3 separate regions of the Mus musculus genome follow, and all the other regions are linked to region 1. A link is a loop called in an ENCODE intact Hi-C map of the cell type or tissue named here. Cell type or tissue: heart. All regions are shown on one strand.

The links. A loop is a pair of places that touch in the nucleus more often than their neighbours do. Peaks named below come from ENCODE experiments on the same cell type or tissue, not always from the same donor. Only the 100,000 strongest peaks of a DNase experiment are listed, where the experiment ranks them.
Region 2: a loop joins it to region 1, with 5 times the contacts of the local background. A loop is called at or near these places in 8 of 42 quality-filtered maps.
Region 3: a loop joins it to region 1, with 2.4 times the contacts of the local background. A loop is called at or near these places in 8 of 42 quality-filtered maps.

What each region holds. Positions count from the first base shown.
Region 1 is chr4:46,507,193-46,509,692 of GRCm38, reverse strand. Trim14 (tripartite motif-containing 14) reads left to right here. Exons shown (of 6, transcript NM_029077.4): 6 at 2,266-2,500. Among named protein-coding and RNA genes, the nearest start is that of Gm22247, 13 kb to the right of the region's middle. In heart, a CTCF peak has its summit at 1,428 (motif pointing left); DNase peaks (open chromatin) are centred at 1,422 and 2,262; H3K4me3 peaks cover 1,166 bases; H3K27ac peaks cover 663 bases.
Region 2 is chr4:46,610,279-46,612,778 of GRCm38, reverse strand. The region is part of intron 9 of Tbc1d2 (TBC1 domain family, member 2); the gene reads left to right. Among named protein-coding and RNA genes, the nearest start is that of Gm31850, 4.7 kb to the right of the region's middle. In heart, a CTCF peak has its summit at 1,370 (motif pointing left); a DNase peak (open chromatin) is centred at 1,398; H3K27me3 peaks cover 1,014 bases.
Region 3 is chr4:46,600,829-46,603,328 of GRCm38, reverse strand. Coro2a (coronin, actin binding protein 2A) reads left to right here and starts at 1,400. Exons shown (of 12, transcript NM_001164804.1): 1 at 1,400-1,512. In heart, a CTCF peak has its summit at 1,083 (motif pointing left); DNase peaks (open chromatin) are centred at 1,258 and 1,898; H3K4me3 peaks cover 1,485 bases; H3K27ac peaks cover 905 bases; H3K27me3 peaks cover 2,500 bases.

The sequences.
Region 1 (2,500 bases):
TGAAGAAAATCATAAATTAAAAAACCAAAAGAAAAAAGCTATTTTACCCAAAGTTAACTGCGGTCAGTGTTTCCACAGATTTCTCTTTCAGACTTTTAAAAATAGTGTCACCAGGTAGTGGTGGTGCACGCCTTTAATCCCTGCACTCAGGAGGCAGAGGCAGGCGGATCTCTGAGAGTTCTAAGTCAGATTGGTCTACAAAGCAAGTTCCAGGTCACAGAGCTCTGTTACATGGAGAAACCCTGTCTCAAAAAACCAAAAATATGTTTAGTGGTTGGTGATGGCACAAACCTTTAATCCCAGTACTCAGAAGGCAGAGGTAGGCTAATCTCTAAATTCAAGGCCAGTTTGGTCTACACAGTGAGTTTTTGGACAGGTGGGGCTACACAGAAGAACCCTATCTATAAAACAAAACAAAACAAAACAAAACAAAAAAACGAAAACCAAAACAAAAATGAAACAAAATAAAACTGTCAAGGTATTTTAAAGTAGCACCAAGTTATAATCTTTTGTAACTTTATGTAATAGTATAACAACAACACCCCATTTCAATATTGCTATTTTAAAAGCCGCCAGCTAACACATCACAGGAACACTTATTTTTCTCAAGACACACAGCTTTTACAAGTTACCCCCAAAGCTCACAGCAACTCTATTAAAAGTTGCTGGGGTTTTGTTTTGTTTTGTTTTGTTTTTCTTGTTGTTTTAAGACATGGTTTTCCTCTGTAGCCCAAGTGAGCTTCAAACTTACATCAGCAGGGCCCAGCTTGAAACCACCAATACTGTTCCATTTGTTACATTAGTGCATTGAACAAATGAGGGGATAAATATGCCTTATTTGCTGCATATCTTCAGGAGTAACTTTCTCTCTCTCTCTCTCTCTCTCTCTCTCTCTCTCTCTCTCTCTCTCTCAAGTTTTATTTATTTATTATTTATATGAGTACACTGTAGCTGTCTTCAGACAACCCAGAAGAGGGCATCAGATTCCATGACAGATGGTTGTGAGCCACCATGTGGTTGCTGGGAATTGAACTCGGGACCTCTGGAAGAACAGTCGGTGCTCTTAACCACTGAGCCATCTCTCCAGCCCCCAGGAGTAATTTCTCAAAGTGGTATCATTAAGCACACATTTTTTAAAAAAAGAAACATTTGAAAAATAAAATGCTTTTAAAGAGAAGCACACTGAACAAAGGGGAAGTAAACGTTCCTTCATCTCCTTCCCACCAAGAAACTGAAAGTTCTAGACGCCTTCTTTGTGTTCCCGCATTTACTACACGAAAGGATGACAACTGTCTCCGTTTCTAAGTGTTTAGCATAGAAAATCTTCTAACTTCAGAGACTGGAAAGCAAGCCCTGTGGTTTAAGAACTTTTGCTCACAACCCTCTGTAACTCCAGTTGCAGGGAATCTGGCGCCTTCTTCTGGCCCCTGCTGGCACTGCACATTACACTGAGCTGCACGTAAAGCGCGACTCAACGCCCATAAAATAAACACACACACAAACTAGTATCACCACTGAAATATGTTTGATATGATTCAAGCGTGTGTCACGAATATGCCATTAAGTTTTTAAAAGTAGGTTGCCTAAGAGCATGCATAGCATGATACCAAAATTAGGACCAAATATAAGCCTCAAAATTAAGGGATTAAAAGGTCAGAGGACATGCAACCGAGTCCTAATGGTTTAAGAGTTTCCATTTTTCTTTCTCTTTTTTTGACTGGGTCTCTTTATGTATCTCTGCCTGTCTTGCAACGTGCTACTATGTAGACCTCACTAGGCCGGCCTCCAACTCGCAGAACCTCTGCCTCTGTCTCCTGACTGGTGGGATTAAAAATGTGCTCCTCCTTCCTCGGCAGTAAGATTGCTTTTCTTTTTTCTTTTCTTTTCTTTTCTTTTCTTTTCTTTTCTTTTCTTTTCTTTTCTTTTCTTTTCTTTTCTTTTCTTTTCTTTTTATTAGCAATAATTTCCACGATCCAAAGTCAAGCCGCATAGAGCGTGTAAAAAACCTCAGTTTCCCTCTCACCCTGCCCAACAGCTTTTTGATTCCCACCGAACTTTTTGGCTCCGGTAGGAACCAGAGCTTGGAAAGGGAGCGGGGCGGGGCGGGGCGGGGCGGGGCGGGGCGGGGCGGGGCTTCTTTGCCCCCGCCTATCAGACTGCCTTTCCCCGCCCCTCTCCGCGGACGCACGCTCAGGCCGAGGTGGGCGGGCCCCACGTGGCTCCGCCCAGGCTTTCTGACAGCTGTCCTCCCCGCCCCCTCTGCAGACGCCCGTACGCCAACGCTGGACCCGGACACGATGCACGCGCGCCTGCGCCTGTCGCCGGACGGTCTGACAGTCCGCTGCTCGCTGCTGGGTCGCCTGGGGCCGCGTCCCGCGCCGCGGTTCGACGCGCTGCGGCAGGTGCTGGGCCGCGACGGCTTCGCAGCCGGACGCCACTACTGGGAGGTGGACGTGCAGGAGGCCGGTGTGGGCTGGTGGGTGGGCGCGGCGTACCCGTC
Region 2 (2,500 bases), 100 kb before region 1:
CTTACAGCACCCAGGACCACCTGCCCAGAGGTGGCCCCACCCACAGTAGGCCAAGCCCTCCCACAGCAAATGCTAACGAAGAAAATGCCTTCCCCAGCTGGCCTGTAGGTGTTTTCTCATTTGAAATTCCTTTTTCCCAAATGACTCTAGCTATGTCCAGTTGACAAAACTCTAGCCAGCATAGTCTGGCAGCAGTTAAACTATGTCGGAGGACAAGGCTCAGGTTCCCAGCAGCCATACGGTGGCCTGAAACCACCCATAACTCCAGCTCTAGGGGATCTGATGCGGTCTTCTGGCCTTCATGGACACGTATATAAACGTGGTGCACATAACCCCACGTAAGAACACGTAGATACACATGAGAGCAAATAAAGCAGTGAGTGCTAGTGAGTTCTTGACCAAAAATCAGGAGTAGGTGGCGTAAAGATAGGCTGGTGACAGAGACCAAAAATCTTAGCACCACAAGAAGCCGGAGCAGGAGAATCACAAGTTCACGGCCTTTCTGCCTGGACTAGAGTTGAGTTCAAGGACAGCTTGCATGATGTAGGGACTACCTTGTCTCAAAAAAGAAAAAGAAAAGGGGAGGGAGAGGAGAGGAGAGGAGAGGAAAGGAAAGGAAAGGAAAGGAAAGGAAAGGAAAGGAAAGGAAAGGAGAGGAACCCAAGGCCGTGACTCAATGGTAGGATGCAAGGCCCTGAGTTTAACCCCCAGAACTTTCAAAAATAAAATAAAATAAAATGGAAACAGAAGCTATGAGGACCAGAAGCTCCGGGATTAGGTGAGTGGTGAGTTTTAAGCTCTGACCCTGCAGGTGGAGGTGGGGGCCCCATCTTCCAGCTGAGACCTGAGCTTATAGAAGCTGTCCAGAATTTCACTGTGCGTGGCAGCCCAGCAGCCTCTGGCCCTGGATTGGCCCATGCCCAGTCCTTCCTACAACCCACCCTCTAAGTGGGAGCTGGGCTACCCCCAAAGCTTTTCTAATCCAGTGTCCTTTACAGAGGCCGGAGGCCTTAGCCACACAGGGGATCTGAACTCCAGAGGTTGGCTAATGGCTAAAGGACAGGGAAAGCTGTCATGGTAGGAGCCTCAGGAACAGAATGCCCTGGTATAGAGGGAAGTAAGACCAACAAGAAGGTGGCCACAGGAGGACACTTGAAGCAAAAGGGGGCAGGTGCCTTTCAGTGTATCTCTTGAGGAAACCTTTGCTTAAATTGATATGCAAGCACACATAATTGGTATCCACGCAAATATTTATGTTATTGCTTTAAATAGAAAGCTATGTACACTAGAGCCTGCCTTGATCTCAAGAGAGGTAATGTTTTTTGCAGCTTCAAGTCCCTTATGGCTGTCTGTGTCGCCATCTAGTGGTCAATCTTAGAACTGCATGCACTGTGGCCGAATAAACAGTTCACCTAAGGCAGCTTGTTCCTAGGGTTACAGATAATGCAGAGATGTGTGTTGCCAGCTCAGAGCAAGCATTTGAAGTCCATTTCCCCATGAGAATAATGTGAGTGCACTAAATGTCATTCTTGCCGCCCTCTGCACATGCCTTTGCAGGCCTGTTCAGGTGGTGTCCCATTGTACTCCCCCCCCCCCCCTCAGCAGTGGTGAGTCCTGGCAGGAACCACCCTCCAATAACTGGCCATCTGTATGCAGAAGTCTAAGACAATACAGCCTGGAGTTCCTGATCTGAGGACATCCTGAGCTTTGTGGGAAAAGGGTGGGTTAGGACAGACAGCAGCAGGCTGGACTTGGGCATCCGGGATTGGTCCCCTCTGCCGAGATGATCTTAAGTGATGGCCACTTTTGCCTTCTGAGTTCCGCTCTCCCCATCTGTGCAGTAAGATGTTTGCCTGGACCAGAGGTAACCCATAAGAAGAACCTACCAGAGACCCGTTTGAAGGAATGTCTAGGGTAGTGTTCAGGCTCAACAGCCAAAAGTTCCATGGTTGATTACATGTGTCTCCCCTGGTCACGGACGGAGTGGTAGTTGTCACACAGGACATTTTCTGTTCTTGAACCTGGTGACCTCTATGGGTCCCCTCCCCCTGCTCCAAGAGCCTCCAATGTCCCAGGAGACCTGTGGCTGTTTTTCTCTTTTTGCACTCAGCTCAGAGTCAGGAGGGTTTGTGTAAATACCCATGGAAGGCAGAGCCAGACAGGGCGAGGAGCGGGTCGTTCCCGATGCGAGCAATCGGCTGAGGAGGAAGGGCGCACGTTCCTTGTTTGGGGGGAAACAGTCCTGTTCTAAGCCATGAACCTCAAAAGGAAATGGAGGCCATGAACGCAAACCATGAAGAACCCCAAGACACATAAACAAACACTTGGCTCTGCAAGGCTCTGCAAGGCTCTGCAGTGCAGGCTGGGGTGGTGCACGCCTGCAATGCCAACACCCGCAGACTGCGGCCAGAGGATTGCAAGTTCTAGGCCAGACTGTCTCAAAATAATTAATAAGAGTAATAATAATCAGGGCTGGAGAGATGGCTCAGAGGTTAAGAGC
Region 3 (2,500 bases), 94 kb before region 1:
TGGGACCCTCCTTAAAAAAATTAATAAATGGGCTGGTAAAATGCCTAAGAGGGTGATAGTGCTGTCTCAGGAGCCAGGCAGCCTGAGACCTGTCCCCAGGAACCATGTAAAAAGCTGAATGCAGCCCTCCTACTTGGAGATGGGAGGCATCTGATATATTGCCCGATAGCTCAGGGACAGTCAGCCAGGAATATGTAGCATTGCAGAAATAAGATGAAAGGAAAGAACTAACTTCTGAAAGTTTGCACACACACACACACACACACACACACACACACACACTCGTTAAAAAGTGACAAAAATGTTTTAGATTACCATGGACCCTTGAGGGCAAAGGTCCAACTGCTGCGGTTGTGCGCTGTGTGCTTCTGCCAGTGCAGCTCCAAGCGGGATGCAGGGGGAATTCAGACGTGGGAAACCCACAGCTCTAGGAAGAAAACCGGCCCAGGGCCCTGTGGTTCAGCAGGAACTAGAGGAAGGCTTTAGCGACTGCTGTTCTAAAGTGATCAAGGACTCACCAGAGCTGAGTGTGGTGGTGTAGTCCTACAATCCCAGCTCCTAGAGGCTGAGGGAGGAAGATGGCTAGTTCAAAGCCAACCTAAGCAATTTAGTGAACTCTTGTTTCAGAAAAAGAGGAGAGGTCTCACAGTGTAGCTCAAAGGTAGAATACTTGCCTGGCAAGCATATGCACGGTCCTAATGTTCAATCCCACCATCACAAATCATACACACACACACATTAAATTTGTTATAGAGCCTACCAAGAACTCAGCTAAAGTCTCAACTTCTTGTCTATGAAATGGGAGTATTATGACTACATTGAAGGCGTTGGTAGATCAAATGTAATAAATTGTGTTCTTAGTTAACAATATATACAATACCTACTTTGTGCCAGGTACAGTGCTAGTCTCCCTCCTCCCCCCCGCCCCCCACCAAACACATCACTACAAGACACGAAGAACACTTTCCAAGACAGGTGGTGTGGCGTGGTTATTATGAAAGATATGACGTCCTATCTTCCATATTCAGTGAGCACCCGGCTGAAAGAGGGAGCGGCTTGGACGCAGCGCCCCCTAATGGCAGCAGTGGGAAGGATCTCCCGGATGCGCAGCCGCCCTCCGCTCTCCAGTTCTCCCGCCGCCTGCAGAGCTGCGGTCCCGGCGCTCGCTGCGGGATCCAGCTTCGAGCCATCTGGGAGGCAGGCGCGATGACAGTCTCCATCTCAGCAAGGGGAAACTGAGGTTCGGGACCCGAGTCCCACCCAAAGCCTGCGGCGAGAGCGTGTCGGAGGCGAGAGTGTGTGCACGCGGGACGGGAACCGAGCTGCGGGCGACGGGCGGCGCACAGGCGGGGCCTCTCCGTCCCGCCCCGCCCCGACCCCGCCCGGCCCGGTCCCGCCCGCCGGGCTGCGCGGGGAGGCGGCGGCACTGGGCGCGGGGACTCGGCGGGCGGCGCGAAGCGCGGAGCGGGAGCCGGAGCCGCCGCCGCCGCCACCTGCGCGGCAGCCAACAAGGTAGGGTGGGACCGGGCCGGGCGGGACGCTCGCTGCGCCCGGGCTGCGGCTCTGTGGCGGGAGGGATGCTGTCCCCGGCGTCGCGGAGACCTATCCTCCAGACCCCCGCACGATCTCACACAAAGCTCTGCCCCGCTCCAGTCCTCAGTTTCCCCATCGGGATACTGGTGCGGCCGCTCCCTCAGTGGGTGACTAGGAGCAGCGACCCCCAGGTTCGCGCTCCAGAGGTTAGGGGCCAGTCCTTACCGCCCGCGCCTCTTGCGGCGGTGAGCGGCCCGCCCTGGGCGCGGCAGCCAGTCTCGACAGGCCCCGGTGTGGCCCAGGTGCCCCGTGGACCCGAGTCGTGATTGTTCCTGTCCTGGCTGGGTTACCCGCGGGGGCCTCAGCTTCCAGTCCCGGGAAACGGTGGAGGAGGAAGCATCCCTGAGTCCCTGCCGAGGCGACCTGGGCGCGCGGGTGGGGCGAGCAGTCTGCTACCCAGACCAGGCTCATCGCCTGGAGCTGGAGGAGGAGCCCCGCGCTGGCAATGGCCAGATCTCAGCCTCAGACCTGCCTGGACCCGAGCCGAGCAAACACCCACCTGCATTCGGGCAATGGAGAAGGACGTCCTGGTCCGCGCCCTGGCCAGCTGCCGGAGCCCAGTTCTGCGTACCAGCCTGGTGGGACAGGGTTGGTACTACCACACTCGGTCCTCAGTCCACTTGCCAGGAAAACAGTGTCTCCGGGGGTTGGGGGACTGAGCATGTATCTAGGGGTGCAGTGACTCCAGGATCTTTAAAGACCTCTGGTGTAGGGCTGGGAAGTTCTATAAGATGCCTTTTGATGAAGGTCTTATGTTGCATTCTTCTCGAGATGGGGACTCTCACTAGCGAAACTGGGGAATCTGGTCCCACTGTGGCTGCAATCCTGATAGTGTCCCTTAGCTAGCATGTGGCCCTTCTGTCTCAGAGCCTGCTCTTCTGCGAATGCTCCAGGGACTTGTTCATAA